Regions from separate parts of the Mus musculus genome. Here region 1 is linked to region 2. Evidence: chromatin loops called from intact Hi-C (ENCODE). Cell type or tissue: left cerebral cortex. All regions are shown on one strand. Links, peaks and the distances in the headings refer to the core of each region. The heading gives the core; the rest is flanking DNA. Region 1 has its middle 16 kb from the start of Dhrs2. Region 2 holds the start of Jph4 (junctophilin 4).

Region 1 (15,592 bases), core at 5,426-7,925, 85 kb after region 2:
ACCCATGACAAAACATTGAAGGGACAAAGGTGTGAACACCAAGAGATCAGGACCTCCTGGAACTTGCCAGAGCAGGCCATAGGATCTGTGATGTCATCCAGCATGTCCTCACAGTCAGTGCCAACTGTCCCATAGACTTTGGCTGACAGAGTTACATCTGTGGGAGAGAATCCCTCCAATGTTTTAAGGCTGCCATTTGGTCACTTATTACAAATGCAGAGTGAGGTGTATCCCACTGTCTCTAGAGGTCACAGCAGTAATAGCACTGTAACTCTCTTTGCCATGACTCTACTCCAGATGACAACTTTTCTTTTCAATGGATGGGGAATGGGTTTCGAGATAGGTTTCCTAAAACTTGATCTGTAGCTCAGACTGGCCTTAAACTCAGAGAACTGCTTGCCTCTGCCTCCCTGGGATTCAAGGCATGTGCCACCGCTGCCCAGCTCTAGATGACAACTCTTATAGGCTGTTTTCAATGCAGTTAAACTTCTCCCATAGTGCCTAGTGCTTGTGCCTTACCCATAGATTCCTTAAATAAAACCCTGGGTGGCCAGAAATACAAGTGTAAACTGCACTCTACCAAAGATTTAGCACAATCAGAAAATACTTCTAATGTCCCCACAAACCCACAGTACCATGCTCACAGTGCAGAGGTGGGGACCAGACTCACAGGATGCACTCTGCCTGGAGCAGAGACTGTCTACCTCTCTGTAACAGGAGAAGTGAGCACGGATATGGAGATGCCCCATGGAGAAGACCTAGATGCCTACCCCATCTCCGAATATTCAGATCTGTGAGTTTAATGGTTCTGTCATTACCATGCTCCTACAGGAAGGGCTCTTTTCGAGCCTGGTGGGAACTCTCTACTTGACATTTATATGTAACTGAAGGTAATAGACCATATTTGGGTTTCCATACCAGAGTCTTGTACTTTTGGTTCCTGTGCAATACTTTCTGTATTCTTATGGCCTAGGTAACCCCTGGGGTTTGCTGCCAGGAGGGGCAATCCTAGCTATAGCAGGCACTTATCTTGCTAGCTAGTAGTACCTGCTGATTGCCAGGACTCAGCCAGCTTTGGCACTACTTCAGTCTACTCGAAACCACAGAAGCATACATCACCACGTGGCTTTATGGATGATGAAATGTGCCCAAGAGGGGTACAGGTCACTCTGTGTTTGCTCCCACTGACCAAATCCCTTCTTTTCCACAGTTGTAACTGTGTGGGCCATAAGTCTATGAGACAGTTTGTATTGACTAAGAGGATATGCAGGAGCTGTCTCAGTCTGTCAAAGTTGTCCTGAAATCATGGAAGAGCTTTAAAACTTGAAGGCTGAAAGCACACACCCTAACTGGCTTGTTAGAATGCCTCCCACTGCTGGAGATGGGCTTTGATGAAGATTGTCATGTTCCCCTCAATGTGTGAGGACAGCCCTTCCTCAGTAACGCCTTCCAAGTCTTCCTGGTTTGAAAAGAAGGCTCCTCTGACTTGCGTCATTCCTGGATTACTGTTGTATCTACTTGATGCCCTGATGTCTGCCAGCAGTGGGTTTCATCTACTAACCTTTTGGTGCAGGGATATTTCATCACAGCCTGTCTTTTGGAAGTAACTGGGGAAGACAGGAATGAACGAACGCCATGTCACTCTTTGTAAATCATTTCATTTGAGGAGTGTCTTATAAGCAGTACTTAGTAGGATTCAGAGAAATCTGATCTAAGACTCCTCTCACGCTCATTTTTGAAAAGGTATTTTTAATTCATTCTTTGGACAGTATCACCCATGTATACAATGTATCTTAATATTTACCATCAGCTCTCCCTCCTAACTCATAGACCCTCCACCAGTGCACCCCTCTCACCATCTTGTCCTTCCACCTCTCTCCTTTTTACAAAAAAAAAAAAAAAAAAAAAAATCTAACAAGCCTAGGAGACCTCAACCTGGCAACCAGGAAATGCCGAGGGTGGGAGAAATGGTGTTCCCTAGGGAAGAGCATCCTGGTGGGGTGGTTATCCAGTGCCAGTGGTCAGCCCCCAAAACAAACATACAAGGAACATACAGACTGTGCAAGCTGTACTTATGCATGTGTGTGTGTGTGTGTGTGTTTGTGTGTGTATAACAACAATTAATGAAAAAAGAGGCCATGAATTTGAAAGAGAGCAAGGAGGGCGAGGTTGGAGGGAGGAAAGGGAAGGGAGAAATGACCCTTCTTCTGTTTCATTTTGAGACAGGGTCTCACATGTAACCCTGACTGGCCTGGAATGAGCCCAGGATGACCTCGAACTTATGGCAATCTTCCTGCCTCAGCTTCTCCAGTGCTAGGATTACAGAAGTGAGACAATGTGACCAGTTCTGGTCCCCCTTTTTTCTTATTGATTAAGATATCATACAAAGCCATGGCACCTTCCATTTATAACTTGCTTTTGCTGATTCTCCTTCTCCCCTTTCCTCAGGCCCTGCTCCTCCAGTAACCACTTCCCATGTTCCATGCCATATGTGCTCTCTTACTCTTTCCTCTTCCTCAGACCCTCTGTTCCTCTCCTGTGTCTCTTCTGCATTTTATGACATACCTACATATACATAAAATTAAAACCTAGGAGCCCCATGTGAGATTAGCACACAATATTTTCCTTCTTGAGTTGGGGGCTAACTTATTTAATATCCTAATTTCTAGGTCCAGCATTTTCCCTGTAATTTTCATTCTTCTTTAGGCTGAATAAAATTCCATGTGCATACACACCACATTTTCTGTGGCCATTCGTCTGTTGATGGGTATCTAGGCTGATTCCATTTCTTTGCTGCTGTGATAAACACGGGCATACAATTATTTTTGTGGTATGATGTACAGTCCTTTAGGTGTGTGCCTACAAACAATGTAGCTGGGTCTCAGGGTACCGGTTTACATACCCATCAGCATCCCTTCCATACATCCTTGCCAGCATTTGGTGTCTTGTCTTATGTTAAATCACAACAATGGAATCTCAAAGTAGTTTTAATTGCACTTCCCTGATAACAGGAGACATTGAACATGTTTTATATCTGTTGGCCATTTCTGTGTCCTCTTTTGAGAGATGTCTGTTTAGTCATTAATTCTTTCATTGACTTGCAGTTTTGTTTTTATAGTATTTTATTTTTGCAGTTAAAAAAAACCATATTCTAGATACCAACTCCTTGTTGTGGTTTGAATGTGAAACATTGCCCATAAGAGTCACATTTTAATACTTGGTCCCCAGCTGATAGCATTGTTTGGAAAGTTGTGGGTCCTTTAGGAGGTGGAGTCTTGTTATGGGAAGTGGGTCACCAGAAGTGGCTTGAGCCTTGGCAGCCAGGCCTCACTTCCTGTCCACTCTCTGCTTCTTGAGTGTGCCTGCAATGAAATGAGCCCACCTCTTGCACTGATCACTGCATCTTCCGTGCCTGCTGTTGTGTCTTGCCCACCATGGAGGATTGTATCTCTATGGAACTGCAAGCCCAAATAGACCCTTTCCTATTTAAGTTTTATGGTCGTTTGAGTAAAATGGCGCCCACAGGCCCATAGAGAGTGGCAATATTAGGAGGTGTGGCCTTGTGGGAAGACATGTGTCACTAGGGGGAGGTCTCAGAAGCTCAAGCTTGGCCAGTGTATCACTATCACTTCCTGCTGCCCATGTATCCAGACTTAGAACTCTCAGCTCTGTCTCCAGCAGAATGTCTGTCTATATGTTTCCTGCTCTGATGATAATGGACTAAATCTCTGAACTGTAAGCCAGCCCCAATTAAATGTCCTTTATGAGTTGGCTTGGTCACAGTGTCTCTTCACAGCAATGAACCCTAAGACAAGTTGCTTTTGTCAGAATGTCTTATCACTAATAACGAAAACAGCTCCTGTCTGAAACATGGCTGGCAGAGATTGTTCTCCCATCTTGTAGGCTGCCTCTCCACTTTGCTCAGTTTCCTTTGCTGTGCAGAAGCATTTTAATTTCCTGCCTCTGCATTTCTCAGTTCTCGGTTTTCCCCCTATGACCTTAGGGTCCTATTTAGGAAGTCCTTGACTAAGCCTACGCCCCCCCTCCCCCCACACCAGTTCTATGAAGTTTGTCATTGGAATTTTAATGGGGATTGCATTGACTGTGTGGATTGTTTTGGTAGTATAGCCATTTTCGCAGTAGTAGTTCTGCCCAATCTCAGAGCATCATCTAGGGCTTGATTTCTTCTTGGGTGTCTCTCACTTCCTAGGCACTCATTTCTTTCCCACTATGGTGAATGGGATAATTTTCTTACATTTTTTTCTCAACACATTCATTAGATGGACTAATCGTCAAAAACTGTAAGCAAGTCCTCAATGAAAGCTTTCTTTTGTATGCTGTTTGGTCATGGTGTCTCCTTACAGCAAAAACAAAACAGTTACTAAGACACCACTACCAAGTTGGTTTCATTTTATTGGTACATATGACACTTCCTGAGTTTGTTTTAGTTTTTTTGGGGGGTGGGGGGTTGAGACAGGGTTTCTCTGTGTAGCCCTGGATGCCCTGGAACTTGCTCTGTAGACCAGGCTGGCCTTAAACTCAGAGATCTGCTTGCATCTGCCTCCTGAGTGTTAGGATCAAAAGCATGTGTCACTACTGCTTGGCTAAGTTATTGATCTTTATGGAGAGTGTTTATTAATCTAGTAGTTTTCTGGTGGAGTCTGTAGGGTCTTTTGAGTATAGAACCACCTCATTTGCACACACAGGTAAGCTGACTTCTTTCCTACTGATATTATTTTTATATATCTCTCTTATCTAATTGTTCTAGCTCAGATCTTTAGCATAGTTTTGAATAGGAGTGGAGAGAGTGGGCATCTTGTCTCAGTCCAGATTTTAGAGAAAAGGCCCCCAGTTTTCTCCCATTTAGTATAGTGCTGGTGTGAGTATATAGCCTTTATTGTGTTGAGGTAGGTTCTGTTTTTTTTTTTTTTCCAGAACTTTATCATCATGGCATGCTGAGCTTTGTCAAATACCTCTTCTGCATCCATAAATATAGTAAGATAGCATGTGATTTTTGTCCTTATATCTATTTACATGGTAATTACACTTAGTTATTTGTGTGTGTTGAACCAGCCTGCATCCTTGAAATAAAACCAACTTGATAATGGTGTCTTAGTTACTGTTTTCTTATTGCTCTAAAGAGACACCATGGCCAAGGAAGCATATAAAGGAAGACATTTCATTGAAGGCTTGCTTACAGCTTTAGGCCGTTAGTCCATGGCTTTCTTGGTGGAAGAACACATGGCGGCAGGCAGGCAGATATGTTGTGGGACCAGAGTTATTGGATCCACCTGGAGCTGGAGTTACAGTTGACTATGAACAGCATGATAAAAATGCTCAGAATTGAACTTGGGTCCATCTGCAAGTGCAATATATGCTCTTAACTGCTGAATCATCTCTCTAGCCCGTATTTTTTAAAATTACCTCCCTCCTCTCTTTCCCTGTCTCTCAGTCTCTCTGTGTGAAGGTGAGTGGTGAGTGCAGGTGCCTATAGAAGCCAGAAACCACCAGGTCCTCTAGAGCTGGGATTACAGGCAGTGGAGAGCCACCTGATGTGGGTGTTGGGAACTGAACTCCAGTTCTCCGAAAAGAAGCAAGCAGCCTTAGCTGGAGTCCTCTCTCCAGTCCCTGAGCTGGAATGTGCTATTGGATTTTTGTTATTATTATCTTTTAAATCTGTCTTTGGAATTAGGGTAATGCTGGCTTTTTGAGTTTGGTTGTGTTCCTTCTCTTTCTCGTTGATGGAATGGCTTGAGAAGTGTTGATGTTGGATCTGCCTTAAAGTGTTGATAAAATTCATCAGAGAATCTGCAGGGAGCCTTTTCATAGGGAGGCTTAAATCACTGCTTCAATCTCATTGTTTGCTAACAGTTTGTTTAAATTGTTTCTGTAGTCTGGCTTTGATATTGGTAGGTCACATTAGTTTGAAAATTTAGCCATTATTTTGGGTTTCCCAGGTTTTTAAAATAAAGCTTTTCTCAGTCTTTCCAAAGTATTGTCTGGGTTTCATTGGCATCTGTTGTAACAACTCTTCTTTAATCCCTTAGTTTCTTTATTTGTATCTTCTTCTTTGTGTTGGTTTAGCTAAGGGTTTGCTATACTGTCAATCGTCTCAAAGAACCAACTATTTGCTTAAGTGATTTTTTAAAAGAACTTTAAAATTCTTTCTCTCTCCCCCATCCCCCACCCTCCCTCTCTCCCTCCCTCCCTGTGTGTGTGTGTGTGTGTGTGTGTGTGTGTGTTGGATATTTGCATGCTTATATGGTGCACACAGATGCTAGAAACACTGGGTTCCCACAAAGATGGATGTATAAGTGGTTGAGAACTGCCAGATGTGCCAGCTGTATGTGCTCTTGACTTCTGTGCCGTCTCTCCAGGCCCTGTTTGAAAGATTTTATGTATCGTTCTCTTAGTATTTATTGTGTGTGTGTGTGTGTGTGTGTGTGTGTGTGTTTTAAAATCTAATCTTATGTTTGTTACTGTGTATTGGGCTTGGGTTTGGCTTCTTCCTGTTTATCTGAAGGAGCCTGAAGGGGCATCATTAGGTCATTTGCTTGAGGGGTCTCTAATGTCAACATGAGCACTTACTGCTAATTCTTTCTTTCAGAACTCTTGGCTGTGTTCTAGAGGTTCTCTGGGCTGTGTGTGACTTTGACTCGGAATTAATCTTTGATTTCTTCAGTAGCCTACTGTTCATTCAAAACTGTTTTCTTCACTTTCCATGTATTTCTGTAGTTGCTGTGGTTACTATGGCTGTGGTTGCTATGGCTGTGGTTGCTATGACTGTGGTTGCTATGACTGTGGTTGCTATGGCTGTGGTTTCTATGGCCGTGGATTTGTAGTTTTATTCCACTGTGGTCTGATAAGGAGCCAGGAATGATTTTGAATTTTTTTTCTTGTACTTCTTAAGGTTTGCTTTGTGGCCTATGATGTGATCAATTTTAGAGAAGGCTCCATCTGTCACTGAGAAGAGTGTGTATTCTTAACTTTTGGATGGAATAGTCCAGAAATACCTTTTAATCAAGTTGTTCTATGATCCAATTTAGCTGTGAGGCTTCATTACTGATTTTACTTTAGAAGACCTATCTCATGACGAGAGGAGGGTATAGAAGCTCCTCACTACCTCTGCATCAGGACCAGCATGGCCTTTTATTCCTTTGGTATCTGTTTAAAAAAACTGAGAGCCCCAATGTTTGTTGCATAAGTCCTTATAATTGTTATATGCCCCTGATGGTTTGTTTCCTTTATTAATATATAGTGGCCTTTAAAACTCTCTTCTGACCAGTTCTGCTTGAAGTATACTTAATCAGATGGAAGAATCAGCCTATAGGCTGCTGTATCTTCTGTTAGAACTCTCCAGCATTTGATTCAGTTTTGGGATGTCTTTCCAAGTTAAGTGAGTTTCTTGGGTACCACAGATATTGGATCTTATATATTTTTAAATTCATTTAGTCTACATTTTTATTGATGGATTATTTATTAACAAGGTTGTTATTGGGATGAGCTTGGTATTTCCTATGATTTTGCTAATTGTCCTGGTCAGTCAGATTACCTGTGCTTCTCTCATTCCTACTCTGTTAGTGTTAGCAGTTTTCTGGTTTGCTATGTTGGGCATGGTTGGGTTGGATCTCTCCTGCTCTTTCATTATCCGTTCCTCTCAGGGGATGAACTTTCTTGCAGGCGAGACTTCCTCCTCTTTTTCTGTATACTATTTCTTTAAGCATTTTCCACAGTGCTGGCTTCATTGCTACACGTTGGCTTAATTTCGTTTTGTCTTCAAATATTTTCAGTTCTCTATCAATTTAAAGAGGTAACTGTGTTAGATAAAGCCATTTTGGTTGTGTCGTTTACTCTCAGAGGTTTAAATATACCATGCTATGCTTTCAGGGTTGCTGGTGAAGCTCTGACATTGTGATGTTTCTGATGATGTGTTGTTGGTGTTTTCTTCCCCTCAGAGCTTGTCATACTGTTTCTTTGTTTTGCATTTTTGACTATGAGATGTCATGGGGAGGTGGTTTACTGCTCATGTTTATTGTTTACATGGCTCTTGTGTTTAGATGTCCATTTCTTTTTCTAGGTTTGGGAATTTTCCTCCTATAAGTTCGTTAACTAAATTATCTACACCTTTTGACTTTGTCTGTGATCTTTTTAGTCTGTGAGTTCTTAGGTCCAGTCTCTTGACTATATTTCAAACTCCTTGGAAGTTGGATCACCCCCAACAGTGTTGTGTTCTGTTGCATAACGCCTTGACTATACGATCATCTTGAATCTGTCCTCCGCTCTTTAATCTGATTCTCCTGTTTGATCTTGTTTGTTGATCATGCTTTCTATTGTGTTTCTTATTTGAGTGGTTGACTCTTTTTCCTCTCTCTCCCTTCCCCCTCCCTCTTTCTCTCTTCTCCTTTCTTTCTTTCTTTCTTTCTTTCTTTCTTTCTTTCTTTCTTTCTTTCTTTCTTCCTTTCTTCCTTCCTTCCTTTCTTTCTTTCTTTCTTTCTTTCTTTCTTTCTTTCTTTCTTTCTTTCTTTCTTTCTTTCTTCCCCTTTTTCAGCAATTGTTTTTCTTGTCCTAGTCTTAAATTGATCTCCTTGCTTTACCCACTTATTTGAGTCCTCTTATGGTCACTGGTCCTTTTAAAAATAAGACTCTAAATTCATTATCAGCCCTCTCAGTGTCTCACTTCCATTATTGGGGAGCTGTGGGGTTGTGGGTTTTCACCACAGCCTTTGTGCTCTTTGTTGTGTTTTGTGCATCTATGGATGGGTGAGTCTTCCACTTCTGCCCTTTCCCAGTCCTCTGGCTCCTTGGTTTTGTTTATGTCAGTCGTTCTGATGGGTTGTCTTCACTAGGAACTATGTTTCCTGTTGCTGTTGATGGAAGAGACAGCTGCAGTTCCCTTCATCGATTCACCAGCAGTCTCAATGTTGACTGGCAGCAGGAGACACTTGGCAAGTTCACCTGTGTGCTCAATAAGGCTCAGAGACAGCTTTATTAATGTCCTAGTTGGGGAATGTGTCCCTTAGTGCTAAGGACATCAATATTTAAGTAGTGAAACAACGAGCTTACACGGGAAGGAATAAGGCTGGGAGAGAGGGCAAGCCTGGAGCACAGCAGTGTGAGAGGGAGCAGAGGCACTGTGACCACAGAAACAGGTAAAAGACAGATGTAAGAGCTGATGAAATATGTAAAAAAAAAAAGTAGGTGTAGAAAAGTGGAGGTCTTTCCTGAGAGATGGAAATAAAAACACAGTAGCTTCATTATTCAAGAATATAAATAACAACAGATGAAGAAAAGACTCTCCAAAACTAAGAATTAAAAACACAGGCAATAATATGAAGTAGAAAGTGCTATTATACTCATATGGGTTAGTCTTTTGTCAACTTGACACAATCTGGAGTCCTTTAAGAGAAGAGAACCTCAACTGAGAAACTGTCCTGATGAGACTGGACCGTGGGCAAGTCTATGGGGAATTTTCTTGATTGATGATTGATGTGGAGGGACCCAGCTCACTGGATGTACGATCCCTGGGAAGACAGTCCTGATTATAAGAAAGCGGGCTGTGCAAAGCCAAGAGGGGAAAGCCTGTCTGCAGCACTTCCCCAAGCGTCTGCTTCAGTTCCTGCCTCCAGGTTCCTGCCTGGAGTTAACTACATGCATTCCCTTCATGAAGGACTATGAACCATAAGCTGAGGCAAACCGTTCTCTCCCCAAGCTGTTTTCGGTCACAGTGGTTAACCACAGCAATAGAAATCCTAACCAGGACAATTTTCTCAGCCAGCATTTCAGCCTCACTGTAACGGCGTGGCTTCTGTCGTCCCAGGATTACCGTTTGTATCAGTCTTCACAAGTGGGAGAGAGGATGGCTCTTCTCAGCAATCCAGGCAGGTGACAGCAGCGTGTCTTTCTTGATAGAAAGGCTCATTGTAAGTGTAGATTGCTTTCTGTCAGAATTGTCTGGTCAGACCCCATTCTTCCCCAGCAAACTATAGCCTTGTCCCTGGTGAGTCATGGATCAAACTTTCCATGAGCCAGGGCTTTCTATGACTCAGGCTCTGAATCAGGGTGGAAGGTTTTGCTCACCTGGGTACCTCTGTGGAACACAGAATACTGTGCCAGGCTCCAAAGCACACATCAGTGATTCTGGTAGTGTTCACCAGCAATATTAGAGAAAGTCATTTTTTCCCCCTCTCAGGTTTGGGCTCACTGGTCACAATTCTGCACATGCGTGTGCCTACTGTGTGCCAGTGTGCTTTTTGGGCTTGTTTTCAACAGCCTTCTCCTTGGGAAACTTCTGGTACCCTTCCTGCAGGTGGGGTTCTGGCAAAGACAGCTAACACTATCAGCGGTGCCTGTGTGGCAGCAGCTGTGCCTGTCAGATCTGTGCTGGGAGCAGGTCACTGTAAATGCTGGTGACTTGAGGAGTTGGTGGCCGGAGACTGGAGTAGTTCCGCTAGCCCCAGCTCTTTTACTTCTTTTCTAGCCTTTTAAAAAAAAGTCATGTTTATTTATATGTTTGATTGTTCAATTATTTGCCATGGTGTGTGTGTGTGTGCTTGTGTGTGTGTGCACGTGCGCACATGCTATAGAGCTCATGGAGGTCAGAGGACAACCCTTAGGTCCTCTCCCTTCCACCATATGGGATCCAGAGATCAAATCTACATTGTTGGACTTGGTGGTAAGCGCCCACTTCACTGATTCTTCTCTGAACTGTGATATCTCACTTACTCAGATACAGCTTCTAGTCTGTCAACTTACACGGGAAGTCTCCAGCTCTATATTTCTGTTGGTAAAATTAACAAAAAATTCTTGGTTTCTCTATTGGTTTAGAAGTAATACATTCTTTTTTTAAAAAAAAAATTATTTATTTTATTTATATGAGTACACTGTAGCTGTCTTCAGACACACCGGAAGAGGGCATCAGATCCCATTACAGATGGTTGTGAGCCACCAAGTGGTTGCTGGGAATTGAACTCAGGACCTCTGGAAGAACAGTCAGTGCTCTTAACCGCTGAGCCATCTCTCCAGCCCCTAGAAGTAATATATTCTATTTCTACCTTTTTTATGACTAAGTACTTCTCCCTTTGTTTCTTTGTTCTTGGGGTTGAACCCAAAGCCTCATGAATGTCAGGTTAGTGGTCCATCACCTGGACACCCCCCCCCCCAGGATTTTAACTTTTTTTAAAAATTAAAGTCAGCCGTTAGTTTAAATTGTAATGTTTTTCTTCTCTCAAAGAAAACCAGGCTGCCTGTATCTCCATCTGCATGTTTTCTTCCTAAGGCCACATTACTGTTGTCTAGTATTTCAGTTCCCCAGGCTTTTAGCCTCTCAATAGTCATGATTTATTATCCATTGAGTGATAGATTTGCCAACTTTCTTTATTGTTCTCCTGGCCCATTGCTGTGTCTTGCACTGCATTTATTCTGTATAGGCCACATTTCTTCTTGCTGGACTGGTCCATTAGGACTTCTCTCAAGTCATTCCTGCACTTTGACTCTTCCAAAGAATGGATTTATCTGCTTTACATCTTATTATGTTGCTTGGTATTTGATATTTTCCTTCAATTATGGACCCTCAGCTGTAACTTCTGAACAGGACAATGTTTAAGAAGGGTGATATTGTATAGGAAGAGGAGGGCGAGGTCTCTGGGGGAGTGATTGGGAGCCAAGACCTAAAAGATCTGCAAGAGTGGTCCAAGCAGAAGGAGGTGTAGATGTGAGGGCTGGAGGGGAGTCAGTGATGGAAAGGTGAGTGAGTGAATGTGGGCAAGTGAGAGAGAGAAAGCTAGCCAAGACTGCTTAGGGCAGAGAAGGAAGCAGGGCTGTCTGGGGAGGCTTCCTGGGCCTTTCATAGGGATATATATATATACTTAATTTTGAGACAGTCCTAGTTATCCTCAGTGCTGAGATTAAAGGTGTGTGCCATCACACCTGGTAGTATTTCCTACTATTATTAGTCACCCTATTATTTTATGATGTCTCCTTTATATTCCTGTTGTTTATTCTCTTCTTGAACGCTATATTTACAATTCAGTTGTATCTTACCTCTAGATATTTGCACCAGCAGGATAACTTTGGGGTTGTGTGTAATTGCATCCTGCTCTTTACAACATTTTTAATGCTGAAAGCTACTGAATGGGACTCTACATCACCCTCTCCAAGGCTCAGGAGCTATCAGAGGGGCAGAGAGAATGTAAGTGCTGGTGAATTGGAAGGAGTGCTGTAAAGTGGTTTGGGACATGACATGGCCATTGCCCCTATAAACTCACAGCATCAGTGGCTAGCTACCTGCACAAGCCTGGGCCCATCAACATTCACAGGTGGAAGATGGTCTGACTCAGAAGGCCCCACCCCTCCTGAGGGAGCTGTAGATAAAGGTCATAGGAGGAGAGTGAGTTCTATTCCTCAATGGTGTAGCCACTGGTACATGGCCCTCACTCAAGCAAATAACCCCCCACCCATGATCTCTGCCGGCAGCACTAATTAAATGTAGTGGGTATACACAGACAGACATACACACACACACAGACACACAGGCACACACAGAGACACATAGTCAAACACACACTGACAAACTCACAGACACACACACACAGATATACACAGAGACATACATACACACACACACAGGTACACATACACACAGACACACAGACACACAGACACACACACACACACACACACACACTCACACACACACACACACGGCAGAAAGGCAGGAGGGGGCCTCAGGAAGAAGAATGGATTTGGAGGGAGAGGGAAGAGGATAAGAGCGGATGGAAGGGGTGACTCAGTGAGTTTGGTGTTTGCTGCCAAGCCCGGGAACCTCAGTTCAATCCCTGGAACCAATTCACATCAGTTGTCCTCTGACTCCTGGTCACACCATAAACATGACATCAATTAAAAAAAAATGTTGCTGTATGGGGGAACATTGATCAAAGAATATCATGAAATCATAAAATAATTTTTAAAAGAATTAAAATGTCTTAATTGCCCAGCAGGAGAGAAATGAAAATTTTATTTTATTTTATAGCTTTAATGAATGCTGACAGGTAATATCAGGCTAGGTAGTGGTGTCTAGCTCATCTTTGTGGTAGTAAAGTCATTATGCTGTAATATAAAATTGAAATAGAACGTAGCATATTGTAAAATATAGACAAGGCAAGCCTCCAGACCCAGTAATTTTATAATACAAATATTCTATTTTCCTGACTGCGGCTCTGTGTTGAGTATTTAGACAGATTTTTTTTTTCAGTTTTGCTATGGTGAATCATTTTATGGTGAATATATTTACCAAGAAGTTCCTTAGGGGATTTAGTATCATGCTTCTAGCAATATTCCAAAATGTGGACTCATCAAAGCGAGGGACGTAAACATTTTCAATGCAAATAGCTTTTGACATTTATGCGTACATGTGACTTTACTCTCGACATCTTGATTAAAGTCTGGCTCTGACTTTCCTTGTCTTTCATTGATCTGCTCCCACGATGAGGTCGTGAGAGAGCTTCTCTCGTGCATTAAAGTTGTACTTTTCCCAGCACCGGACTGTCAGGGCAGGAATCTTCGGGCTTTATCTTTCTAGATAGAAAGACGCATTCACATTCATGATGGAATATCTCATATGTAACTTTAATTTTTTTAAAAAATCTTATTTTTAATGATGGTTTTTAAATGCTTTAACCTTTCTTTCTTGTAGCCCACCGCTCACCAGGGTGGGAGGAAGTGGACCTGTTTAGAAAGGTTTTTTTTTCTTTTTTTCTTCTTTTTCTTTTCTCTTCTCTTCTCTTCTCTTCTCTTCTCTTCTCTTCTCTTCTCTTCTCTTCTCTTCTCTTCTCTTCTCTCCCTCCCTCCCTCCCTTCTCTCTCTCTCTCTCTCTTTCTTTCTTTCTTTCTTCCTTTCTTTTTTTTAAGAGAAACTCTCATCAATGTTGTCTGGAAATTAGCAGTTCAGTTCATAGGTTAGCAGGCAGCCCAGTCCACTCACAACACTTCATGGATATACCAGAAGTCCAATTCAGTAGAGTTCCTTCACGAGTCTACCTTAGCCTTTCACGCCTGTGTCCTCTTTAACAAAACGTTCCTTCACAATGTTTGCCCCAGCAAAGCCCCATCCAACCGACTTTCCAAAGAACCTTTTAAGTTTCTACTTCAATTCATATATTCTATTATTTTATGTGTATGAGTGTTTGCCTGCATGTGTATCTGGGCACTATGTGCCTGAGGAGGTCAGAAGAGGGCCTCAGATACCATGGAACTGGGATTACAGATGGATATGAGCAGCCACGTGGATGCTGGGAATTGAATCCAGGACTTCTGGAAGAGCATCAAGCGGTACTCCTAACGGAGGAGCCATCATTATAGCCCCTCCCCCATCTCTCTCTTTTGAGATAAATCTCATTGTGTGATCAGGCTGACCTTGAAGTTGAAACAATCCTGCCTCTTTTGCTTGCTTCCTTCCTTTCTTCCTTCCTGTGTTTGTTTTTGAGTCAGGGTCTTACTTAGGAAGCTTTGTGGCATCCATTGACCCATAGAAGCACTCTTTACCAGGAATGCAGAGCCACCAAAGTTACATAGGATCCAGAGTGAGCAACAGCAACCAAAGAATGGAACACGCGCCCAACCAAGACCAGACCTACACCTTAATCATCATAGCTCCAGCCTGGGTCCATCTTGGGCATGGAAGCTGTTTTCTTATAAGGTCCTGACAAGTTCATTTCTGGTGAAGTCTCTGCTCGAAGCTGCCAGGGGCCGGGCTCAGGGAAGAGTAAACACACTATCTCATTAAGGGGATCAGTGTTTCTCTCATGGCCTACTTCGTCTTCAGGTGAATTAGCTTCACCGGGGGTGGGGCTGGTGGTTCTTGGGCCAGGCTATTGACAACTCAAACTGGATTAACTCCTGGGAGATTACAGTATGTGGAAGTTCTAATCTTCGGGGCAGATCTGAATTCTGATCTCCTGAATATTTCTGTTCTTTTGATCAGGAGGATTAAGGAGTGGAAAAGTTGATGTTTGCTTCTTGTGTTACCAGGTAAATGGGAGTGGAGTCCAAAGCTAACCTTGAGGGAGGAGTCTATTCAAACTGTCCTCCTAAACTACTGTTCTCTGTCTAGCTATTGAGCATCACCCCTCTCTAGAATTGATACCCTAAAACTTCTTACAACATGGACTAAAGTTGGGGGATAGAGATAACCTATTTTCTTCATGATACTCCAGAGCCCCAGTTCCAAAGTGCTTGCCAGGAGGAATTGGAGTTTGGCCTCACCCTCACATACAATTTGAAGGCAAGGGGACAAGAGCCAAGCTGCCTTCTGGGACTCCTGGTCTCTGCATAGGACAGAGCCAAGGACAATTTTGGCTTCTGACCAAGGACAAGAATGGAACTATTCTTTGCAGTGTCCTTGTCCCTAAAATGCTTTTCTGTTTCGGTCTCCTGTTCCCATCAAGACTTTTCAAGGCAGCACAGTCCTCTCCCATCATCCTGAGAGGAGAACTGCCACCATCCCGATATCTCCAGCGAGGGCCCTGTTATTCTCCCCCACCTTCCTAAAGGATACATGAGAGAGAAGTCGTAGGGGTGGGAGCAAGGCCAGAGCGTCT
Region 2 (15,592 bases), core at 6,763-9,262:
TGAGTTCTGTTGATGGCCACAAAAGCCTGTGGCTTTAGACATTGAGGATGTGGATTATTAAGTCTAAGCAGTAGATTTGGTATGTGCTCAGGCATCAGGCTGGACTCAAGCTACCTGGTGGATGCACCTGCTGCTGAGGCTCTGCTGTTTCCATGGCAGCCAACAGCCAATCAGGGTTGCCAAGCCTGTTGCTGGGGAGACCAGCCAGCATCTTCTTCCCACTGCCTGATCTTCTAGTTAGTGAGATCAGTATTCCCCCCACCCCCTGCACATGCCTCCACCCTATCTAGCCCAAAACGTTCCATGATGCTCTGATCTCCCTCTGCCCTGGCTTAAGGCCTAGATTCTAGGATCCATACAGCCAGACACAACTACAGACACATTCTCTGGCCCAGTCATCTACTCAGGATTTGACATGGTCATACTTAAGCATATTCACACATGGGCACGTATACAACAACTTGCCCATCGTGCAAGTTCTTGACTCATATTTAGGCCTATCCTCATGCCCTCTGAAGTACCCTCAACCCTCATTACCTCACTAAAGAGCACAATACGTAAACATTCAAATGTGTGAATTCCATAAAGCAAGGGTCCTTGACTCTCATTCCAAACCAATTTTGGCTATTTTTAGATCTGTGCTATCTCACAGAACTATTACGCACTTAAAATGTGGCTGCTCTCAACCAGAAATGATATAAGTGAAAAAACTACATGCAACATTTTAAAGAATCCAGAAGGAATGCAAATTACATTGCTGTTTGAAAGGATAAAAATTTTGGAAATATGGCTTAAATAATAATATGTTATTAAAAATCATTTTACTTGTTACTTAAATTTTTTTCCTGATACAGGGTTTCTCTGTGTAGTCCTTGCTATCTTGAAAGTAGCCCTGAAGACTAGGCTGGCCTCGAACTCAAGAGATCTGCTTGCCTCTGCCTCCTGAATGCTGGGATTAAAGGCGTGTGCCACCGCGCCGGGCCCCACACCTGTCTTGTAGTCTTTCTGGACTTTACTGCTTTAGCTAACAAGACTCTGATGCGTGGAAATGTAATCTTATTTACTGAAAGACAAATCTTCTTTAGAGGCAAGACTCCTCCCTTCAGATCTGAGTAAAAGAAGCCAGAGCAGGCAAAGTGGGTAGAGAATAGATTTCAGCTGTAAAAACCAGACCTCCTCAAAAGCTAGAAATAGACTACAGCCAAGGCTGAAATAAAGTCAGGCTGGAAACTAGTGAGGAAAGGTCTATAGTGTTTTGTCCAGGATGGAAGCTAGTAGTCTGAGGCCTGAAGGCTGAATGAGCTAAGCAAGAAGACCAGGGCAACCAAGAGGTTTCAGGGCCTGTACAAAGCAGCGTTCACTGTGCCAGTCACGCACCAAGGAGTCTATAGGTGCACATATTCACACAATAGACTGTGGCATTGTCTTACTACCCCGCCCCCCGCCCCAACACTCAGCCACCCACGGTTACACCCACACCCACCTATAGCCTCAGTTTTAAACACCCTCAGTCCTAGGGCTACAACTATCTGGACACAGGCCTGCTCATGTTTCCCCAATAGGCTGTAGAGCTTGGGTCTTGGTTCTCTCTTAAGTGTGGTTAGTACCCAGAGGAACCTCTCCTCTCAACCCAAGTTGGATCTGTGCACCAGATGCCCACCTGGCAGCCGCAATTTCCTGGCGCTGGCGGGCAGCACTCACAGCTCGACGGGCACCTTCGACAGCCCTGTCCACTTTCTCCTTGACTTTGCCCCGTCTAAGGGCCAGAGGCAGGAGGCTGCGGACACGTCCCCCGTGTACCAGCCGGTTACGCTTGTACTTGCCCTCCTCACGGGAGCCATCGGGCCGGGTGGTGCGCCCGTATCCGTGGCGTCGGTTGCCCAGCCACTCGCCTTCGTAGCGCAGCCCGTTGGATCTCTGGCTCACTCCATAGCCACTGCGCCGGTCCGCACGCCACTCACCGGCGTACACCTCAGTGGCTGAGCCCTCGATGAGGGCAGGTGGAGCTGGGATTGGGGGCCCGCTGGCCTCGGAGCCCGGGGGTCCTGTACTGCCCACTTCGCTGCTCACCTCGCTGCGTAGAGATCCCCTCTTGCTGCCCAGGGAGCTGCGGCGCCCACCAGCCCGGAGCCCGCTGAGCAGCAGTGAACGGCGGAAGAATCCACCTGCTGCTGGGGTGCGCTTACGGGAAGACGCCCCGTCGGCGTCCCCTGGCCCCGCCAGCACGAAGCCGCCTCGGGAGCCGGAGGCTGGGCTGCCTCCTTCATCTCCTGGTAGGGGTAGGGGTGGAGGCGGCGTCGGGGGGTCGCTGTGGCCGGAGTCCAGGGAGGTGCGGCGGGGTGAGCGCAGAAGCGCCGCCTGGTGGTAGGGTACACTTTGGCGCACCCCGTAGCCGTGGCGTTTCCCGGCTTGCCACTGGCCTTGGTAAGTGCCTGTGGGTGTATAGGAGTGAAAGAGTCAGAACATTTCAGTGGGCTCCCAAACCCACTAATTCGTAGCCCCAAAGCCCTTGGAAGCTCAAGTGACAGGTGGAAGCAGGGAGTGCGGAGGTCTGGGAAAGAACAGGCCAGGCTTCGTTGGAAGGTGTGGAAGAGCAGATGAAAACAACTAGAGTAGCATAAACACGTGGATTTTGGCAATGTCAGTGGACTGGGGAAAGGCAGAGAAACGGGCAGGCTGGAGTATATGAAGGACAGGTGGCTCAGAGACCGTGATGCTCAAGCTGACAGGTGGCAGTGTGTAAAAAAGGCACGTGACAGGCAAGCAGGACAGCAGGCTACAAGCTGACTTGAAGATTACAGGTTAAGTGGCGAGGGGTCAGGCAGGTGGAAAGGGCAGGCAGGTTGGAATGAGAGAGAAGCAGGAAGAAAAACTGTCAAATGAGTTTGTTATGAGTATGGTGGTGGTGGTTGTGGTGGTGGGAGAGGCAGGAAGATGGAGGTTGGGGTCCTGAGCTGGGGGATGGTGTGAGGGACGGACGGCAATACTGGAAACAGAAGGCTGGCGCACCGCACGCATATGGCTGGGGAAGGAGGATGGAGGATGGGAATAGCAGGGCGTGGAAGGCGGAAGGCTGGGGAAGCACACGCGCCCCAGGCCGACGGGAGGCGCACGCGGACGGGCAGACAGTAGTGGGCCGGGCCCCGCACCTCCATCCGAGTAGGTCTCGGTGCCGTAGCCGTCCTGGAAGCCGTCCTTCCAGAGCCCGGCGTAGCGCAGGCCGGACACGCTCTCCCATACGCCGCTGCGCCCCTTCAGCCCGCCCAGCCACTCGCCGCGGTAGGTCCAGCGGCTCTTGCGCTCCACGCCCAGCCCTTCGCGCTTGCCCTGCTGCCAGTGGCCCTGGTAACTGTGTCCGCCGGGCCCCGTGAAGACACCCAGCGACTCGAAGCCGTGAGCCCAGCAGCCGCTGTACTCTCCCTGGGCGCCGGGCCCGGTGCACACGCCGTAGCCATGTGCCCGCCCCGCCTCCCAGCCCCCCACGTAGCAGCCCCCGTCGTCAAAGTCGAACTTGCCCCCGGGGGACATGCATGTAGTTGGCGCGGCCTCAGCCCCCCGGCAGCTCAGCGCATCATGGGGCTGGAGAGCCGGCTGGGGGCCTGGGGGCCGGGCGAGGCTTGGGGGCGGGGGCAGTTAGACCGGGGCTGGGCGGAGGGGCCCCAGCGCGGGCAGGCAGGGCCGGACCCTCATCCTGAGTGGCTGCGGAGAAAGAGGGGTGCAAGTGGAGAGCGAGGCAAGTGGAAAGCGAGGTCCCCTTCTTTGCCAGCCGCTCCCCTGCCGGTAGCTTTAGGGCATCAGCACCGCCCTCCAGCCCTCCTCCCATCCCCCCTAGGCAGCATCTTTTAGCAGCTCCCAAGCGGTGAGGGCAAGGGGGCTTTCCCATCCCTCCCAACTTGTAGAGGGCGCCTCCCGGGACTTGGGGTCCCAGCGCTGATCCCGAGTCCTACTTTTCCAACCCAGAACCCCAGAGTGTGGAGCGTGGATGGCAGTTGGAGGTGGGGGACCTGGGAGGGGCCAGGGCAGGGTCTTCCGACACCTGCTTTCCTGGCGATTTGGACCCCTCTGCCTGGATTCTTTGGCTCCGCTAGCAAACCCGGGTGCGGGGGAGGCAAGGGGGTAAAAATGTAGCTAGCTAGAAAGCCGGCCCCAGGTGGGCCGATGGTAGAATGGGGATGTTGGGGGTGGGGTGGGGGATGAGGGTAGGGATGGGCAGACTGGCGAAAGGGAGGGGACAGGTTACTCACCATGTGTGCTGGGGCTCAGGCTGCCTCCCAGGCGCAGTTTCCATGGCAGGGTCCCTCCACTCACACCTCACCAGGACAAGCCAAGCCCCCTTCCCTTCCGGAGAGACTGCTACAACCCAGAGAAGGAAGGTGGGGGAGCTATGGGAGAGTCCCTTTTCCTCGGCTGAAGGTGCAGGCTAGTGTGGGGGGTGAGGTAGTGGCAGGGTGGAGGGGATGAGAATAAGTGTAGGGGGAAAAAAATCTGTCTTGAACGGAGACAGCGAAGAGGAGCTGGGGGCTGGATGGGAAAGGGGAGGGGGCTATCAAGAAGGGGTGTTTTTATTTTTTTCTTCTTATGGTTGGGAGAGGAAAAAAAAAATCAAAATTCCAATTCCATCCCAGCACAAATCAATGTTTGCTCCAAACCCAGCATCAAGGGGGAGGCTGGGCCAGGCAGATTTAAAGGGGCAGAGAGAAGCGGAGAGGAGAGGGTGGGGAGAGAGTCAGTGGCAGTGGGGGTGGTGCGAGGATGCTCAGGCAGAAAAAAAGGGGGTTCGCTACCCCTGAGGTGAGGGAGAAGGCAGGCGGAGAGGAGAATGGAAGGCTCAGAGACCCCCACGGTGGAAAGAAACCGTGGCATGCAGGCAGGGAGTGGAGTGAGGTGGAGGGAGGGGAGGGGAGAGGAGCTAGGGGGAGGAGTCTTAAGATGGGGAGGCAGGGGGAGGCCAGAGCCAGGCGGGGGAGGAGAGATGCTGGGGAGACCGGGAGTGCGAGAGGAATACAAAGAATGAGGTGCAGGGGTGAGAGCTATGGCAGGGGGAGATATAGCCGGCATGGGAGATGGCGAGGGAGACCCATTCCAGGACTCTTGAGAGATAGCTAGGGAGAGAAGTCAAGGGTGGAGGGAAGGAGGGGAGCAGAATCACATAGGGAGAAGAAGAGAGCGAAATAAGGCTCGCGACGAGCGGGAGAAAGCTCTGCAGAGAAAGGGCAGGCATGAGAATAGAAATCCCGGCAGGAAGAGCCCACATGGAGACAGGAGGTCCGGAAGTGGTGTTTATGAGGACCCTGGGGAGAGGGATGAACCTGCCAGCTGCTTGGCCGGAAGCCAGGAGGCATTTGAACGTGGATACCTCTGCCCATTCAGCTCAAACTCCTCCACCAGACAGCGCCCACCCTGTCACAGTTTTAGAGGTAGCTTGAGATGGGGCCCTGTCTGGAGGCCCCACTAAGCTAATGCACACAATATTCCGCGGACACCAACAGTTTGTCTAGGATGGGCCCTCTGAAGGGAGTGTTGGTATGTTCATTAAGGGGGCTCAAATTTGAGGAGGCCACCAAGATCTTAGGGCTCTGGAGTCTTCTCTTTCACAACACAGCAAATTACACAAGTTTGCTTGAGCAGGCTTTTGCTGTGGCCCCTTAAGCCCATCATCGACCTCTTCGAGTCCACTCTCCAGATTGACAGCACAAGTAGACCACACAGGTATTCACGTACTGCATTCCCTCCCTTCTCAGCTTCCTCTGGCCTGCCCCTGCGTGTTTACAGGGAAGGAGGCACCAGTGTGCTCAATTGCCTTTCTTTCCCCATAGGACCTAGTCCCCGCTGCCCACCCCTCATCCCCACACCTGATTTAAAGAGATCCAGAGCCCCGAGGGGGAAGTCATTCACCAAGGGGCACACTGGCAAAGTTGGCAAAGCTAGAAGTAGAACACTAAACGCAGACTTTTATTTTTGTTGGTGTTGGGAACGGAATTCTGGTTCTTGGGATAAAGCGCGTGCTCTATCACTGGGCTCTAGCTGGCAGCTTGGTGTCTTTCGAGCCCTTCAGTTCTTCCAGATGTCTGTGCTTGGGAGCATCCCCTAAAGTCAGGGTTACATTGGGTACTTTGGTAAAATAAAGAGTATGAAGATCGAAATAAACAGGGATTTCTCTTGTACACACACACACAGGCACATGTGTGTGCATACTACACACTATGTATATATTAGTGGGGTGGTGGTGTGTGCATGTGTCAGAGAGAGAGAGAGAGAGAGAGAGAGAGAGAGAGAGAGAGAGAGATATCAGAGGAAGTCCTTGTCTTCTGTCTTGTTGAGATAGCTCTTGTCTCCTCTGTGTAATGTACTCCAGGCTAGTTGGCCTGATCCTCTTGTGGACTCCCATCTTTCCTTAGGAGTGCTAGGCTTAGATGTGGGCCACTGCATCTGGCTTCTCACCTAGGATCCATGGATTGAGCTCAGGCTGTAGGCTTGTGTGTCTGCTGAGCTATATCCCTAAATCACATTGTGTTTTTCTAGAAGTTTCTCCAGGGCAGAGACTACTCTTTTTTTTTTTTTTTTTTTTAAAACAGGGTCTCATTATGTTCCCCAGGCTCCTCCTTCATCCTCCCCGAGTGCTGGGATTACAGGCACAGCCACCTTAACATCATACTCAGCAGGGAACCACATATTTAAAGCACTTTTGAGAACAAAGCAGGGTAGCCATCAGGTACTGGGGATGTGTAGCTTAGTAGGAGAGCATGTGCCTAGGATGTGCAAGGCCCCCAGTTCAATCTCCAGTACCAAAACCAACCATCACCAACAAAAATCCCAGAGTCCATTTGGGGTCCACTTAATACAGGATAGTTGGTTCATATATTCATTCATTCATTTCTCATTAGACATCTACATCTTTACTGGTGAAGTCCTGAGAAAGTCTTGTAATATATGGGACACACAGCCCTGGCTGTGCTCCTCCCCCATTTCTCTGAGGGAGCTAGCCTTTTGGCCTGTCCCTAATGGTTGCTACAGTCATCTCTTTCAGAATAGGGACACTTGTTATTTTTATTGTTTTCTTTCTTTCTCTCTCTCTTTCTTTCTTTCTTTCTTTCTTTCTTTCTTTCTTTCTTTCCTTCTTTCTTTCTTTTTTTCTCTTTTTCTTTTTGAGACTGAACTGGTTTGTTTTGTCACAATTTACAAATGTAAAAGTGTCATGGAGAGAGGAACTGGTGTTAGCTGGAGCTAGGTTCTGTGCTTGGCACTCTGTCTGCATTAGCTCATCGGTCCCCACACCAACTGTAACTGAGCAGTCTAGGCCGGGAGCCAACACTGGCCTTCCTAAACTGACAAAGCAGAGCACATTACCTGATGTGTCTGAGCTGTAGCTGGCCTGTCTCTACAATGGGGATATTACAGCGCAGCAAGGGCTGAAGTGACTATATGAACAGTACAAACGATAATATACAGAGAAAAAACCATTTAGTATGGTGCTCTCCCAGTGCATTGTAAATGCCCAACAAATGGTGGCTTCAAAACTAACTTGGTATTATTTCAGTTTTATAATCTGGATCTAGAAGTTACTTAACATGCTAATGTGTAACAGCCCTTAGAACTCCACGTATGTCAGATTCCCAACTTAGTAAGTGTGTTTCTCATTGCTAAGATAAAGTACCCAACACAAGGAACTTAGTGGAAGAAGGGTCTCCCCTGCCTCACAGTCTGAGGGTCAAATCCATCATGGTGGGAAAGGCATGGAGGCTGATAACCACTCTCTGGGATTAGCTGGGGAGCAGAGGAAACAGAAGTTCTCAGGTTGCCTCCTCCTTTAGAGTCATGCTAAGAGGCAAGCCTGTGGCTGTGGTGCCACCCACACTCAAAGCGGGCTTTCCCTCTTCAGTCTCTGGAAAAAGCCTTATAGACCCATCCAGAGGTGTGTTTCCATGGAGATTCTAAATCCTGTCAAGTTGACAAAATTATCCATGCTCTAACAAATGCATTGGGGGAAAGTAAGACAGCTGTTGTAGACTTGTGAAAGTCAGACACAATATCAAGAAGAAAATAAGAATTCCTGTAGTCTCCTGTGTAATAAACACCTTAATTTATTTTCTTTTGCAAATCTATTTATTTTTACGTTTTGTGTATGAGTGCTGAATTGAGTCTATGCACCAGGTGCTTGTAGAGCCCAAGAAGGCCAGAAGAGGGCACTGTGTGCTTTGGAACTGGAGTCACGGCTGGGTGCTGGGAATTGAACCCAGATCTTGTGAAAGAGCAGCCAATGCCCTTAACTGCTGAGCTGTCTATACAGCCCCCTTTAATTTCATATAATATCTTCTCTATAGCTTTTATTTAACAGGTTGTTAAGTTATACTTAACCTGTACTTAAGCGTGTACTGTATTTGTTCTCTTGGCTTTATATAATAAACATTTTTGTCCTATCATTAAAATATTATTGAATCCTGAATGACTGTGCAATCTTTAATTGTCTGAGTGCATTAAGCTTTGTGAGCTATCCAAGCACAGCATTTTTTTAAAAATCCTATTTGTTTGCTTGTTTCTTTCTCTTTTTTTTTGTGGTCTTTCAAGTAAGGGTCTCACTATGTAGTCCCTGGCTGGCCTGGAGCTCACTATGTAGCCCCAGCTACCCTGGAGCTGACTATATAGACCAGGCTGGCCTCAAACTCCTAGATAACTGCCTGCGTCTGCCTTCTGAGTGCTGGGATCAAAGTTCTGCGCCACCATATCAGACTCCATATTACTTTTTTTTTTTTTTAAGATTTATTTATTTAATGTTATAAGACACACCAGAAGAGGGCATCGGAGCCCATTACAGATAGTTGTGAGCCACCATGTGGTTGCTGGGAATTGAACTCAGGACCTCTGGAAGAACAGTCAGTGTTCTTAACCACTGAGCCATCTCTTCAGCCATCCATATTACTTTTTAATAGCAGAAATATGCACATATAAGCTGGGTGGTGTGGCACACATCTTTAGTCCCATTGTTCTAGAGGCAGAGGCAGGTGGAGCTCTGTGAGTTCAAGGGCAGCCTGGTCTACATGGTAAATTCCAGGACAGCCAGGACTACACAGAGAAACAAACTACCAACAGCAGCCCCCCTCCCCAAACCCACCACCACCAAAACAAAAACCCAAAGCTAATGTTTGTGGAGAAATCTTTCCATTTCTGTCTGACATTTAAAAAAATTTCCATGAAAATTAAAAAAAAAACCCCAATGCGTGTATTTTCGTGTGCTTGTGAGTGCACATGTCTCAGGCTCATGCGAGGTTGGAGGACGTCTTTGTGGAGTTGGTTTTGTCTTTCCACAGGAGATTTGGGGCTCATATGTAAATCATTAGGCTTGCAAGGTGAATACCTTGATCTGCCCAGTCTTCTCACAGTCCCTGTCATGAAAAATTTCAAACACATGCCAGGGACAAAAATGAATGGAAGAACTTCCGTGTACCCCCTTACCCAAGCGGATCAACAATTACTCTAGCAAGCAATTACTCTTGCCTAATTTCGTTTTCTCTTTTCTGATGTCAAGTTTTGGGATACTTACACTGGTCTGTTGTTTTGTTACTCTGAGGCAAGTTTTTCCACCTTTGTAGCTCCTGTTGGCCTTGACGGTGTTCCTCCTGCCTCAGTTTCCGAACCATGAGGTACATGCATATAAAACCATCAGGCCGCATTCTGAAATAGGATTTTCCCCCTCAGCTCCAGCCTGAAGATAAGTCCTTAACTGTATAATTACTGGATTCTGGGTTAGAAATACCTTTTTAAGATTTTTGGCTTTATTTTGCCAGGAATGCTTCTAGAAAGGTAGTGTGAATTTGTACCCTCAGCAACTATGCAAGAGAATGCTGGTCTGTTCTGATTGCACCCTGGATTTTATTGGCTGTTCTGCATAACACCTATGTGCCTATGTATATTAATTTACATGCTTGGAACTCCCCCCTCCTCCTCCCCCTGCCACCCTTTTTTTTTTTTTTTTTTTTAAAGATTTATTTATTTATTCTATGTAAGTACACTGTAGCTGTCTTCAGACACTCCAGAAGAGGGAGTCAGATCTCGTTAGGGATGGTTGTGAGCCACCATGTGGTTGCTGGGATTTGAACTCCTGGCCTTCGGAAGAGCAGTCGGGTGCTCTTACCCACTGAGCCATCTCACCAGCCCACCCCTGCCACCCTTTTTTGATTGCTAGGCTTCTACTGAGAAAATATCTGATGGCTACAGCAGAACAGACTCTCCTGAAGAGGCCACAGGAAACCTGTCATTCTTAGGAATCCCAGCTGGGCTTAGGGCCGTTTTTCTAGAATCAGGTAGCTATGGCTCCTAGCTCAGGGAGGAACTTGGCAGTCCCATGCCTCATCTAAAGGGCAGCCACCAGGGGTCAGGATGGGGCTAGAGATCCTGACTCTGGGAGAGAGCAGGAATGGCTGGCAGCCAGACACTGCATTTCCTCCGTCTGACCGCTGCTGGCTGGTGGCACAGCTAAACCTCTACTTGCCAGATCACGATTCCAGAATGCTCTGCAAAAGGTATCCTTCCCTGTTTGGCTGCACCAGTGTTTATCAGCTTGATGAGCAGGGAGCTAGATAGCCCGGACTCTGAGAAACCCACATGCATGCTCTGGCATGCATCCTTCTGAGTGCTTCCTTTTCTAACCCCCATGCTTCACATCTGTATTAAAAACACCTTTAATAAAACCAGGCTCTGTTTAATTGGCTGGCAGAAGCCACACTGCCAAGAGAACGGAATTTGCTTTGTCTCTGTACATGTTTCTGTAGGACCGAGCTCACCGTACAGCAGGAATTTTAACTTGACAGCCTTGAGCTGAGGGAGCTAAGGATGGTTCCGACGAACTGTGAACCCTTTCAATTTCTGTGAATAGTGAACGCATAGAGCCTTCCTCTCTGGGGAAAAAACAATAGCTTTTATGAGATTCATGCCTCAGGCAGCCCAGGATTTTATCATATCTTTCCTCCGTCCTAAGCCTCTTCATTTCCTGTGGCGATTGTAAAGAGCATAGGGGGTTGGAACATGGTGTTCTTGGGGGCCAGGCTAAGGGACTGGACTTTTCTAACCACCCAGAGGAACTAGGAAAGAGCCTGGGTTTTCCCTGGGATTCGATGGAGAAAGGAAGGGATATTCAGTGGGGGCTAGGATGGATTTGGATACTTACCTATATAGGTACTGGGGCAAATTAAGTGGCTGGTGTGTAGTGGAGGATTAGGAGGGAAAAGGCTGATCTCAGGCTAAATGGTCTTGGAGCCTGTGCCTTTGAGTCCTGAGTGTTGGGCCAAATGCCAGAGGTAGCAGCCAGCAAGACCACTTACTACCAGGATAAAGCTTTAAATCTTGCTCCATCTAAATCTTTCACCCTGGGCAAGTATGGCTGGGAGGTAGCCTTAGTTGGTGTAATACAAGTTTGCTCTGTAGAAGAAAGAGGATCTGGGACCTAGAGTGCCTGAAGGCTCAACATATCAGAAAATGAAGAGAAAAATTCCAAACACTCCAAATCCCAATAGGAGGGTTTAATCTTATTTCATACTAGTCGTTTGTATTTGTACATGTAGGTAAGAGGAAGATTCAGTGAGTTTTGATCATTACTCAAGTTCACTTAGCAGCTGGAAGGAGAGGAGGAGGTAGCCAGAGAGGACTGGTGTTAAAAACACAATTATACAGAACCAGAGAGATGACTGAACCAGGAAAGGGACTTACTGTGTAAGCCTTCCATGTCAGCTTGAGTTCCCAGAACCAATATAAAGATTGAAGGATAGAATTGCTGTTACAAACGTGTTCTGTGATCTCCACACATACGCCACCACATACACACCCACCCCCTATCATGTACACATAATAATAATAAAATACAAGTTAAAAATCTAGAAACTTCAATTATGCAGGGATAAATGTAGAAATGGCTTCAGACTTCAGATTCTGGTTTCTAGCATTTCCTATGGCCCTGCGGTTCACCTATCTGCTTTCCCAGGGGGGAATTTTCACCTTTTGCAGCAGCAACTGCTGCTCCTCGCAGAATTTCCTTGTTAAATGAAAAACAAGCAGGTGTTAAGACTGATTACCATCTTGTTGACTTGCAGATGAAAATAGAAAATTGGGAGGGGGGGTGACATCTTCGAAGAAAAATGAGAACAACTGTTTGAAGTGGTATGCCAAGAATAAATGAATACAGGCATGGTGATACGTGCCTGTGACCTCAGCACTTAGGAGGTGGAGGCAGGAGGATCAGGAGGTCAAGGCCAGCCTCTACTACACAAGAGTTGAAGGCCAGGGAGCTACAGGAGACCCTGTATCAAACCAACGAACCAACCAACCAACCAACCAACCAACCAACCCACCCACCCACCCACCCACTCACCCTAAAGCAGGAGAATATGTTTCTAGGTTAGGAAACCTTTCCTTCTGTCCTAGGGGACAGTAGAGACCTATTCTCCCTTTGCCTTGTGTGAGTCCTTTGTCCAGAGACAGCAATCACAGACTCTATTCCCACTGTTTACACACCAAGTCCTGTGCAAGGCTGCCCTTGGCCTGGATTTGTTTTTGGACAAGAGTAAGAATATTCACATAAGGAGGTCAGCTCCATTCTCCCACTTTTAAGAGGAAATCTTTGCATAAGCACATAAACCTTCCACCCAATTTCTCATCATCCATTGCTTGCCATGGGTGTTGGTGCCAGATGCAAGTGGGAAGTGAGAAGGCTGAGGTCAGTTTTAGTCTTCACTGAGGACCAGGAAGCCAGAATCCTCTACTGTTCCATTTCCCGGGAGATCCAAGAAGGCTTCACACATAGCCTGCAGCTCCATGGGGGAAAGGGGGTCTCCAAAAGGGCATAGATGCCTACTGCCAGGAGAAGGTATACCTGGTGTCTTCACGTCAGTACTGTGGGTGCCAAAGCTTCATGATCTCTGACAAGTTCCTATGGGTCTGCTGCTGCTAGACCAGTGACTGAGGGCTGAGTCATGTCCACAGGAGAGTTTCTTTGTCACTAAAGCCTGTAGTTAAACCACCATAAACACAGCCTTATTGTGGGCTTGCCTATGGAGATTCCCCAACACCTTGCCTTTGGTAGCAGCCATCTCATCTATTGGTTGTAATGGCACCCTGAGCTTTCTTGTCACCAACACAGATGTGGCTTATTCGTAACCACCCAATCTTGGTACTTTGCTTCAGCAGCCGGACAGGCAAGATGCTCTCTCACTCAGTCAGAGATGTCTTCCCTAATGACACCGTTGTATTTTCTCCTCAGCTCTGGATTCTAGGAGCTACCCTGGTCCTAAGCAACAGCTATGAAGAAACCACAGTGGTCTCTTGTGAGTGTGGCTTCAAGATCGTGGGACTGCTGGCCTTGCTTCAATCTAATGCAGTCTAATAGTATGTGACACTCCAAAACAGCTCTAGGTCCCACCTTCATGATCTACCCCAGTGGTTCCCAACCATACTAATGCTGTGACCCTTTAATGAAGTTCTCCATATTGTGGTGACCCCAGCCATATCATTATTTTTGTTGCTATGTCATAACTGAAAATTTGCTACTGTTATGAATTATAATATAGAGATCCGATCTTAGGCCACCCTGTAAAAAGGGTTGTTTGACCCCAATGGGGACATGACCCACAGGTTGAGAACCACTGCCATAGCCCACATAATGACTGTGATGGTGATGCCTGGTCCCTCATATCATTGGCCAGCCTTCTGTTTTACTGACCGTCTGTACACTCTGGTGTTTTGCCAGCTCTCTTCCTGCCTATAGCAATATCCTGCCTATGCTGGGCAGGAGCTAGTCTGATTATGTTCAGAACGACCTGGGATATTTATGCCTTTGTGGTATGTATCTAAAATCTCCATCCTGACCTTGAGATGAGCTTCTCTTCAACTGCCATGAGACCCCCTTGCTGGCAAACTTTAGGAAAAAAGAGAATGAGGTAACTTACACTGCCCTAATGTTTTATAAGTCCCGTACCCTCAGACCAAATATCAGGACTAAGCCGAGGAGATTGTGTGGCCCTGTTTTCTAGTGGCAGCAAACATGGTAAGAGTGTGAAGGCTGTGATCCTTGCTCCACACACAGCAGTGCTGTGCTGAGTGAGGCTCTCACTGTGAGAGGGTACTGTTTCATCTTTAATAAATTCAGCATTAGATTAAGCACATTCGAAGGCCAAGTGACTCATTTCTATTTCTGGCTTTCAGACACGGGTGACAGTGGTGACCTCAGACTGTGGACAGGCAGGATTGTTTGAGAGTTGGTGACAGTGAAACGAGTCTTATTATCTCCCTGGGAGACTCCTGGATGCCTTACTGATTACCATTATTGGTACTTTTATAATTAAAAATTTTCCTTTATTTCTGTTTTATACGTATGGGTATTTTGCTGCATGAATATCTGTACACTATCTGTCTGTGGTGCCCAGAAGGAGGTATTGGATTCCCTGGTACTGGAGTCACAGCCAGTTGTGAGTTGCCATGTGGGTGCTGGGAACCAGACCTTGGTCCTCTGGAAAAGCAGCCAGTGCTCTTAACTGTTAAGTCAGCTTTCCAGCCTTATTGTTAGCAATTTTGAGATAGGATTTCATGAAGCCCAAGTTGGCCTCGTAGTTAGTCTATAGCTAAGGGTGACTTAGACCCGTTGAGCTTCCTGCCCTCACCTCCCAAGTGCTGGGAGTACAGATGTTACCACCACATGTGGTGCCAGGGATTGAACCTATGGTTTCATGCATTGTAGCTAAGTATGCTGCTCAGTCCCCACCCCTCCCTACTACTTTAGAAGAACTTCTGGCAGGGTTCACCTTGATGGTGACACACGAACCCTCTGGTCCTTGCCCTGAGTGCATTTCAACTCCTGGGCTTTTGTCATTGTGAGCTTACATTTGAGCACTCCGGTTTTGTTACATCTTTCCTTTTCCAAGCAGAACTAGCACTCTCCCGGCTGGATGCCTGTGGTCCAGCTGCTGCTGCAGGGTTGCCTGGATACAATGTTGCCTGTGGCTATGGATACAATGTTGCCTGTGGCTATGTGCTTCCATCCCATCCTTCACTACCGAAAGATGCCACCCAAGCAAATGCTACCATGATGGATAAAAACATAAAGGCTGTCACATGAATCTGTAGGCGGCGGCCTCCTTCCCAGGCACCTTTAGACCGCCAAAGTCTAGATGCTAGCCACCTACACAGGCAGGGTGATGGGAGCTGAGGAGTTATTCCTTAAACTGGGCCCCAACACAAGGAATGTGAAGGGAGAGGAATATTTGTGGGAGCTAGACAAAGAGGCTCGGATATATCCAGCCAGGAGCATGCCTCTGACAGTAGAATACTTAGGCCCTGGCAGCCTATCTGGGCTGGATCCAGCCTCTCTTGGGACAACACTTATGCTAACTAAATATTAATATCATGTGGTAGTAAAGGAAGTAGGTACCAACGCAGGAGACCTGGGGCACCTGAAGCACAGAAAGCAAGAAGGACTTTGCAGGTTGTTAGCTAGCAATCATCTTCATGTTCTAGTTGTTCTTCTCCATAAACACAGCTTTGGTATTAGGCCTGAGTTTAACTACAGGTTCCTCACAGGCCACTAGGTCCCCTCACAAGTTATAGGGCATTC

The links. Peaks named below come from ENCODE experiments on the same cell type or tissue, not always from the same donor. Only the 100,000 strongest peaks of a DNase experiment are listed, where the experiment ranks them.
Region 1: it touches region 2 in a loop (2.1-fold over the local background); 5 of 42 quality-filtered maps call a loop at or near these places.

What each region holds. Positions count from the first base shown.
Region 1 is chr14:55,198,458-55,214,049 of GRCm38, forward strand. No RefSeq gene overlaps it. Among named protein-coding and RNA genes, the nearest start is that of Dhrs2, 16 kb to the right of the region's middle. In left cerebral cortex, for the core only: no CTCF peak of the experiment used is centred there; a DNase peak (open chromatin) is centred at 6,798; H3K27ac peaks cover 535 bases.
Region 2 is chr14:55,111,747-55,127,338 of GRCm38, forward strand. It overlaps Jph4 (junctophilin 4), which reads right to left and starts at 5,189. Exons shown (of 6, transcript NM_177049.5): 1 at 4,245-5,189; 2 at 3,150-3,699; 3 at 1,661-2,432. The coding sequence starts at 3,528. In left cerebral cortex, for the core only: a CTCF peak has its summit at 8,172 (motif pointing right); DNase peaks (open chromatin) are centred at 7,332, 7,864 and 8,171; H3K27ac peaks cover 1,106 bases.